Regions from separate parts of the Homo sapiens genome. Here region 1 is linked to region 2. A link is a contact called in ENCODE Hi-C or POLR2A ChIA-PET data. All regions are on one chromosome and are shown on one strand. Each heading gives the region's core, a stretch centred on a gene start or an enhancer-like site at or near the end of the contact. The rest is flanking DNA. Distances are from core to core; before and after follow the strand shown.

Region 1 (4,770 bases), core at 1,956-4,455, 300 kb before region 2:
CTAAGAAGTGAAATAGCGTAAGGTTATACAACTAACAGGGAGACAGCCTAAACTTGAACCCAACCGGAAGCCCAACATGGCCCCAAGCCTTCCTCGAACCCCAGGACTTGGCAAAGCGGGCGTCCTGGGGTAAAGCATGGCAGAAGGGCTTTGGGTCCAAGCTAAGTGAGGGTCCTGTTTCTAGATCACCTGGCCAGGTGCAGTGGCTCATGCCTGTAATCCCAGCACTTTGGGAGGCTGAGGCGGGAGGATTGCTTGAGGTCAAAAGTTTGAGTCCAGCCCGGGCAATACAGCGAGACCTCGTCTCTACTAAAAAAGAAAACAAAAAATTAGCTGAGTGTGTAGTCCCAGCTACTCAGGAGACTGAGGCTGGAGGATTGCTTAAGCCTGGAAGTTTGAGGCTGTAGAGCTATGATAGAGCCACTGCACTTTAGCCTGGGCAATGGAGCAAGATACTATCTCAAAAAAAAAAAAAAAATTATATATAGGTCCCCTTGTCTCTCTGCTGAGAAGTAACCAGATCTGGAAAAGATTTAGTCACCTTGGTCCAACTATTTCTTTCACATAAAGAAAAAAAAAGGCAATGCAGACCTTCCCATAGGGGCAGCTCTGCCTGAGGCCTTTGCAGGTACCTCTGTTTGTCTGCCCCGGGGCACAGTGGCAGATTGGGCAGGGCAGCTTGCAGTGAGGATTGCTGATGGATGAGCTCCTAGTGTACCTAGCCAGCCATTTACTCACAAACAGCTATTGAGCACCTACTATGTGCCCAGCACTGGAGGTACAACTGGCAACAACACAAATCCGGGCTTGCTCCATGGAGATGACAATCTAAATGCGGTGGAGGGTCAGCTAACAAGTGCAGAAGGTTCTCTTAAGAGCTCAAAGAAGCTCCAACCAGAAGGACTGGGCAGGGGATCCAGAAGGCATCCCCGAGTGGCTACTCCAATGGAGTGGCTTCTCCATTCAGGCAAACCTGAATGGGATAAGTCATTGGCAGGAAGATCTGGGGCCGGGGGTCATCCAGTGGGAAGGGGAGAGATGACGCGGTCAGCATGGCGGGAACACAGGAGCAGAAAGGAAGCAGGTGGGAAGCCAGGTCAAGGGCCAGGGGCACGGAAAGGGGTCAGATGCAGATAAGTGAGTGCTTCCTGGTGCATCCTTCATCCGCAATTCTTCCTTACCTGTGCTTTTGTTGCCTCCATTGCACAGCTGAGGAGGCCAGGGCCTGCGGAGGTTGAGAGTGTGCTCAGGGAGCACCCGGAGCAAAGTGGAAGCCAGATTCCAGATCAGTTCTGCTGGGAATTCCCAGCTCCCAAAAGCCCTGCTGGCTGTCAGTCCCCAGTCACCACAAGCACCTATCCTGTGTGGGTGGGCCTGCAGTTCTGGGAGATATATCAGCTGCCTGCAGCGTCCTTTGCTGAACTCACAGCAAATAGGAGAGACAGGGAGGGGTCCTTGGGAAGCCCTAAATTGAGCTTGCTGTGGGAGTCCTGGGAAGAAAGGAGCCTCATCCTATCAAAAGCCGGGGGAAGACATCAGAGTCCCTCTGCTCAGGTCAGCTGGCACAGGTGGGTCTCCAGGCCTGGGTCTCACTTCCCCAGAGGGTGTGTTCGGTTGGCCCCAGGCTGAGGGAGGAAAGCCCACCTCCCATGTCATTTTGCAAATGGGGAGTCAGGGACCTAGAGATGGAAAGACAACACAGCAAGTGAGGGATGGGTTCTAGGTCCCCTGCACCCTGCACCCTGCACCCTGGCCAACGATGTCTATTTGGCACCAGATCTGCAGGCTCATCTGGGGGACCCCAGGACCCAGAGGCAGCCGGGTTGCATCTCGAAGCTGTGAGCTGCAGCCCAGGAAGGTCCAGGTCTGGGTGGCGCTGCCCAAGCAGGCTGCAGGCCCAAGGAGGAACAAAGATCCTCTCAAGGGGTGCGGAGCTGAGGTTCCGGTCCTGCCAAAGCCACTTGATGACCCCCAAGTGCCCCCCTTTCTGCACCTCAGAGAAGAGCCCTCAAGCCTCCCAGGTCCCCTCCAGGGGCACGAATAAGCCCCAGCAGGGTTCTGAAGGGGTCCCAGGAATCTCCCTGTGGGGATGCGGTGGAGGTGGAGGAGGCTGCGGTGGCCTGGGGACATCTCTGGTCACAGGTGCTGGTGGTATGAGAGATGGGGTAGGCACCAAGCCCCCTGCAGCTGTGGCTAGGCGGGCCTGCAGGAAGGGCCAGGCAGGCTCCTCAGGGACCACAAAGAACAGGGGTTTTCACACCTAGGTGGGCCTGCATCTAGCTAGGACAGTCCCCATCAGGCCATAATGGGCACAGTGGGAGGTAGAACCATGAGTGAGAGAGGGGAGGCTTCCAGAGGCCTGGCCTGGGTCCCTGCTAGATTGAGGGCTCTGGCTATGGTACATGGATATTTCTGCTGTGGAATCAAAGGAGCAGGGGATGCTGAATATCCCCTCTGGCCCTATGCCCTGCTACCTGTCCTTTCACGGAAGGGTGTGTGTGTAGGGGGTGCAGGACCAGGCCTCCCTGGGTGCATCTCTGCCACCTTGCCCTTTGGCTCAGGTGGACCTCCACCAGGTATTCAGAACTCCAGCCCAGAAACGCGCCAAGCCTGTGGGGCCAAGACCTAGGGGGTGGGGGTGGCCTCCCTCCCGCCTGTAGCCAAAGGGTCCTCCCTTGCCCAGCCAGGCCCCGGTGTCGCTTACTGCTCTTATCCACCCCTCCTTCCCAGGCCGGTCCTCAAGGCCCCAGCAAAGGAACCAAGTTCCCGTGAGCCTCCGAAAGGCGAAGGGCAGGCAGCAGCCGCTGGCTTCTGCGCCCACTAGGAGCTTCGGATGCCCGAGTTAGGGCTGCGCCAAGGCGGCCGGAGCAGAGAGGGAGACGGGGACGGGGACAGGCAGGGACAAAGTGCAAGAGGCAAAACTGGCTGAAAAGCAGAAGTGTAGGAGCCGCCAAGGGGCGGGACGAACAGGTCCGTGGGCCGGGCGGAGCCAAGGGTGGGGGCCGGGGTCCCTCCAGGTGGCACTCGCGGCGCTAGTCCCCAGCCTCCTCCCTTCCCCCGGCCCTGATTGGCAGGCGGCCTGCGACCAGCCGCGAACGCCACAGCGCCCCGGGCGCCCAGGAGAACGCGAACGGCCCCCCGCGGGAGCGGGCGAGTAGGAGGGGGCGCCGGGCTATATATATAGCGGCTCGGCCTCGGGCGGGCCTGGCGCTCAGGGAGGCGCGCACTGCTCCTCAGAGTCCCAGCTCCAGCCGCGCGCTTTCCGCCCGGCTCGCCGCTCCATGCAGCCGGGGTAGAGCCCGGCGCCCGGGGGCCCCGTCGCTTGCCTCCCGCACCTCCTCGGTTGCGCACTCCTGCCCGAGGTCGGCCGTGCGCTCCCGCGGGACGCCACAGGCGCAGCTCTGCCCCCCAGCTTCCCGGGCGCACTGACCGCCTGACCGACGCACGGCCCTCGGGCCGGGATGTCGGGGCCCGGGACGGCCGCGGTAGCGCTGCTCCCGGCGGTCCTGCTGGCCTTGCTGGCGCCCTGGGCGGGCCGAGGGGGCGCCGCCGCACCCACTGCACCCAACGGCACGCTGGAGGCCGAGCTGGAGCGCCGCTGGGAGAGCCTGGTGGCGCTCTCGTTGGCGCGCCTGCCGGTGGCAGCGCAGCCCAAGGAGGCGGCCGTCCAGAGCGGCGCCGGCGACTACCTGCTGGGCATCAAGCGGCTGCGGCGGCTCTACTGCAACGTGGGCATCGGCTTCCACCTCCAGGCGCTCCCCGACGGCCGCATCGGCGGCGCGCACGCGGACACCCGCGACAGTGAGTGGCGCGGCCAGGCGCGAAGGGGCGGGGGCGGGGGGCAACGGCCGCCGGGCCAACCCGCTCAGTCACACTCTGAGACCCTCGGCGGGCACCTGCTCGGGGGCCCCGGGAACCGGGGCGGACTCGGGCTCCGGTCCCTTCTGACGCGGGGCTGGGGACGCAGACACTCTTGGCTCCGGCAGCCCAGCGCAACCCCTGAGGTCGGGCGCCGCCTCCCGCCTTCAGAAACTCGGGCTCCGAGCGCCGAATTCCAGCGCCTTCGCCCGTGGGCACAGGGCGCGCGGTGCAGCCACAGGGGGCCCGAGACACGCGCCCCGGCCTGGCCCAGGCTGGGGAACCGCTGGGGTCGGGCTCGCGTCTGAAGGTCCGGGACTGGGTGCGGCCGCCGGGGGTCCCCTACACAGGCAAGCTAATCTGAGCTAGCGCAGGCTTGGGCTCCGGAGGCCCTAGAGGGCAGCTTGGGCTCTGGAGGCCCTTGGGGGCGGCTGCGCCGGGAACCCTGGCCCTTTATCCCCAACCCCACCCCAGAAATAGGGTCCCCGGAGGCGAACAAGCCGAGGGGCGGAGTGGGCCAGGGATCACCTGCCCCGCAATGACCTGCGCCCCGCCCCCAGGCCTGCTGGAGCTCTCGCCCGTGGAGCGGGGCGTGGTGAGCATCTTCGGCGTGGCCAGCCGGTTCTTCGTGGCCATGAGCAGCAAGGGCAAGCTCTATGGCTCGGTGAGTACCGCAGGGGTCTGGCTAGGCACCTAGTTGGGAACAGCGGACATGGCTAGCAGGCTCGTGGCTTCTCCAGCCCCACCTGTGCCTGGGTCTTGGAGGGGTGGCAGGGTCACCAGGTCACGGGACCGGCAGGCCTCCCCAGACAAAGGAAGCAGCCCCAAGGCAGGAACAATGAGGTTCCTGCCATCCCTGAGTGGGCCCCTCCCAGACCGAGGAAAGGGCGCTATTGAGAGCCCTTCCCTTCT
Region 2 (4,566 bases), core at 1,224-3,723:
ACTCATCCATCCATCCATTCATCCATCCATCTACTTGATATTGTTTGGTTGTGTCCCCACTCACATCTCACCTTAAATTGTAATAATCCCCATGTGTCCAGGGCAGGGCCAGATGGAGATAATTGAATCATGGGGGCGGTTTACCCCATACTGTTCTCATGGTAGTGAATGAGTCTCATGAGATCTGATGGTTTTATAAATGGGAGTTCCCCTGCACATGCTCTCTTGCCTGCCTCCATGTAAGATGTGCCTTTGCTTCTCTTTTGCCTTCTGCCATGATTGTGAGGCCTCCCCAGCCATGTGGAACTGTGAGTCCATTAAACCTCTTTCCTTCATAAATTATGCAGTCTCAGGTATGTCTTTGTTAGCAGCATGAGAATAGACTAATACACCACTCACTCATCCATCCATCCATCCATCCATCTGTCCGTCCATCCACTCATCCATCCATCCACCCATTCAATCATCCATCCATCCATCTACTCATCTATCCATCCATCCACTCATCCAACCATCCACTCATCCATCCATCCACCCATTCAATCATCCACCCGTCCATCTACTCATCCATCCATCCATCCATCCATTCACCCACCTCCCTCCCTATTTAAAGGGCTTACGATCTCAAAGCTGTTAGAGACCTTACTTGCTGGATGGAGCCTGGTCTAGCCCTTCCTCTGTAGGGATCTCCTGCAGGTGTCCTCAGGGCAGGTGTCCTCTCTGTGAGCCACTCTGTTTGCAGATGCTCAGGCTGCCCTCTGCCCCACAGAGCTCTTCCCTCTTGCCTTGGGGTGTTCGTTGGGCTTGGCTCCTCCCCATGGGATGGCACTTGTCACAGGGAAGGAGCTCCAGTGTCTATGGCTGCCCCCAGCCTCCGCATTCCCAGAGGGCTGCATGGGCCTCTATGTGAGGACCTGATTCAGGGAAGGTCTTTTGCCACAGTGAGCTGCATCAGCCTGGACTGTCAGAGAAGCCCTGTTGGAGTGACTGCTGGGTTCGAGGGGGTGAGTGGGAGGTCTGGCTCCTTTTGCCTGGGAGACCTGAAGTTGGCTGGACTCTGGACCTTTCAGGGCCCCTGCCACTTGCCCAGAGTGTATCTGAGGTCCCAGGGTGTGGCCTGAGAGATTCTGGTGGGGACCCCTGAACTGAGTGAGGGCAGCCATCACAAGCCCCATTCTAATGGTGGCAGAGTATGGACTCTGATGTGTGGACCGCTAGATCGGCTGAGTGGCACAGCCTCCTGGTGCCTCCTCATGTGTCAAGTGGGGATCTAGTAACACTGGCTGCCCCAGTGGCTGCTCTGACGGAAGGAGGGAAGCTGGTCCTGGGCTTGTAGCTGTGCTTGGTGTAAACATGCTGTCTGCAGCATTGCCAGCACAGCCCCACCTCAGCCCCATGCCCAGCACACTGTAGGTGCCTGGCACCTGTTACACAGTTGCTAGCGGGCTGTGCACTCAGGCCTGGCTCTGTCCCTGGGCTAGGTGGTGCTGGGGTGATCCAAGGGTTCCTTGGGAATCCTGAGGATTCCAGGGAACCTTGGGAATCGAAGAGGCCTGTGCTACCTCACACTGTCCTCCTCACACGGCGTTGTCTGCAGGCCCTTGGCAACTCCTGACCTCTCCGAAACTCTTCCACATGATGAGGTCAGCAGGGACCCTGCCGGCATTCCATCCAAGCTACTGATCCCGCCCAGTGCCGGCTCAGTGCCAGAGTCCTCACTGTGGTGACCTGAACACTTTGTTTCACGATTCATAGCAGGGAAGAGGAGTTGAGTCCGGATGATGATGTCTGCAGACATTTCCTAACTGTTTCACAGAGAAGAGGGTTGAGGAGTGCAGACTCTGCCTCAGCTCCATCCTGAGGGTGGGACTATCAGGTGAAGGGAAGCTCTCAGAGGACTTCTCAATTTCCCAAGACTCAGAGAAGAGGATACAAAGGGTCTGAGAGCCCTCCAGCCCTGTCTGAGCAATTTTTTTTCCAGCATGCCAAGGGGACGACAACATTGACTCTGGTCAGGGTTCTGGGTGCCCGTGACGTCTGCAGCCGCACACCCAGGGGCCCCCAGCTCCTCTCCACGCCAGCACAGACTCCTGGGAACTCTCCCTGGGAAGCTGACGGGGTCCTGGGATGTGCTCAGGGTCAGGCCTGCAGAAGGGCCCTAGCCAGTGTTGGGAACCGGCTGCTGGCTCCGGCCTGGGCTCACTGTGTGGCCCAGGCTCGCCATGTCACCCTGCCTTCCCCTGGGAGAGAGGAGGCCAAGGCAGCCAGGGAACGCCTCTTTGTCTTGGTGCCCAGGGCTGTCAGATAAAGCCGTTGAGCCAGCCGCAACTGGGGCATCCAGACTGCTTTTCCAGCCACGCCAGGCCTCGCCCCACTGTCCCGTTTGCCCAAAGGGGGCTGATGAGTTTAGTAATGTTTACTGAGCACCCGCCCGCCTTGTGGAGCTGACAGCCAGGGAGACGAGTCGGCTGCAGACTTTGCCCTCACAGGCAAGACAGCCACACCTTGAACTCTGACTCAAGGAAGAGAGTGGGCAGCTCACCAGAGAGGCCAGAGGAGGCGGCAGGAAGGTGGGGTCTCTCCAGCCAGGGGCTTCCTGAAAGAGCTGCCTTCTGAGCAGGCCCCCCAGGCTAGGAAGATGTGCACCTGCCGAGCTGGGCAGGAGAGGGTGGCCCAGTGGAGGACCCAGCATGGGCAGAGGTTTGGAGGTGGCAGGTCCTGAGGGAAGCGGAAGGTGAGTGTGCGTTCTGGGGAAGATAAGGCTGCGTGCAGAGGCCGAGAGTGCAAGCCAAGAGGCTGGAGGCTGTGACCCTCAGGCTCCAGGCAGCCAGGCAAGGAGGAGAGGAGAAGATGCCACACTAGAGAAGCTGGCCCACTCCACCCCTTTGTCTTCTCCTCACCTGCAGCACCCTTCTCTCATCCCAAATGTGCACAACAGGGCGTTTTTCTGCTCATGAGAATAATACCTGTTGATTGCAAAAGCAATCAGAAAACAGAGAAGAGTTAGGGCACCGCAGGCAACCTCAGCAGAGACCATCAGAGCTCACATGCTGACACTGAGATGTGGTTCCTTCTGGTCTTTTTTATGTTCTTCCACATATATACCACCCACTTGTTTTTTCTTTTCTCTCTCTCTCCTCTCTCTCTCTCTCTTTTTTTTTTTTTTTTTTTTTTTGAGACAGAGTCTCACTTTGTCACCCAGGCTGGAGGGCAGTGGCGCGATCTTGGCTCACTGCAACCTCCGCCTCCTGGGTTCAAGGGATTCTCCTGCCTCAGCCTCCCGAGTAGCTGGGATTGCAGGTGCCCGCCATTATGCCCGTCAATTTTTTGTATTTTTAGTAGAGACAGGGTTTCATCACATTGGCCAGGCTAGTCTCGAACTCCTGACCTCAAGTTATACACCGGCTTCAGCCTCCCAAAGTGCTGGGATTACAGGCGTGAGCCACCGCACCTGGCCCACACTTGTTTTTTCTAAGTCACATCAGAGTGTTGTTTTGTAACTTTATATTTTCATGTAAAAACTTATTATGATATCTTGCCATCTGATTGCTGGTTTCTTTTTTTGAGACAGAGTCTCGCTCTGTCACCCAGGCTAGAGTGCAGTGGCACAATCTCGGCTCGCTGCAGCCTCCAACTCCTGGGTTCAAGTGATTCTCCTGCCTCGACTCCTGGGTTTAAGCCATTCTCCTGCCTCAACCTGCTGAGTAGCTGGAATTACAGGTGCTCACCACCACACCAGGCTAATTTTTGTGTTTTTTGGTAGAAACATGTTGACCAGGTTGGTCTTAAACTCCTGACCCCAGGGTGATCCTCCCCACCTCAGCCTCCCAAAGTGCTGGGATTACAGGCATGAGCCACCTCGCCCAGCCTAATTGCTATTTTTTAGGAACATATTCCTTTGTGAAATATTAAAACACATCCATCTGGGGAGAGAAGACGCCAGCCCAGCCCTGAGCAGAGGTGTGAGTGAGGAAAGACAGGAGCAGGCGGTCAGGGTGCAGGAGGCAGGTCCCCAGGGACTTGCAGAGGCTTGGGCTCAGCACAGGGGTGGAGGCGGGGGTGCAAGTCCTCCCCAGGGGTGGGGACTCCGATCCCTCTCGGTACCTGTGCAGGGAGTCAGCAGGACGGAGGACCAAGCAGCAACTTTCCAGCCTCCACTCCGTTGTTGGGCTGTTCCCTACTCCTGTCTTACTGCCCCACACGGCTTACCCTCGTCCTCTGGGAGCCTCCATTTTTCTGATCATTCTATCCACTAAGGGGTCCCCCAGCAATATCCTGCCTCACCCCCGGTCTGTTTTCTATGGAGCAGCGGCATGACCTGCAGCCATTTTGTTATTCATTTGTTAGCAGCCCCTCTCGGACCCACGGAGAAAGAACTTGCACCCATTTTGTCCAGGGCAGTGCCTGGCACGAAGCAGACAGGTGCTTGTCAGACAGGTATTGAATGAACTGTTCCTCGCCCCATCCCCACCACAGGGGCCACGGGCTCAGAAGGGCCCTGCACATGGTTGGATGCTCTGATCGTCCTGGAAGGAGGGTCTTGCATTTTCATCTTGCATTTTCGTC

What was found. Hi-C counts contacts between places; a loop is a spot of excess contacts on that map. ChIA-PET counts read pairs that join two places held with the same protein, here RNA polymerase II (POLR2A).
Region 1: a loop to region 2 is called in a map of posterior vena cava, with 4 times the contacts of the local background. The contact joins the promoter of FGF4 here to the promoter of LINC02747 in region 2. A Hi-C loop is called at or near these places in 2 of 168 maps with a recorded cell type or tissue (mesothelial cell of epicardium and posterior vena cava). POLR2A ChIA-PET finds 5 or more read pairs at or near these places in 1 of 52 experiments (IMR-90).

What each region holds. Positions count from the first base shown.
Region 1 is chr11:69,773,776-69,778,545 of GRCh38, reverse strand. FGF4 (fibroblast growth factor 4) reads left to right here and starts at 3,205. Exons shown (of 3, transcript NM_002007.4): 1 at 3,205-3,801; 2 at 4,419-4,522. The coding sequence starts at 3,462. RefSeq lists enhancers at 1,533-2,456, 4,306-4,770 and promoters at 2,921-3,316, 2,204-3,316.
Region 2 is chr11:69,477,864-69,482,429 of GRCh38, reverse strand. It overlaps LINC02747 (long intergenic non-protein coding RNA 2747), which reads left to right and starts at 2,473. Exons shown (of 2, transcript NR_184307.2): 1 at 2,473-2,734. It overlaps LINC01488 (long intergenic non-protein coding RNA 1488), which reads right to left and starts at 767. Exons shown (of 4, transcript NR_185875.1): 1 at 647-767. RefSeq lists an enhancer at 967-1,933.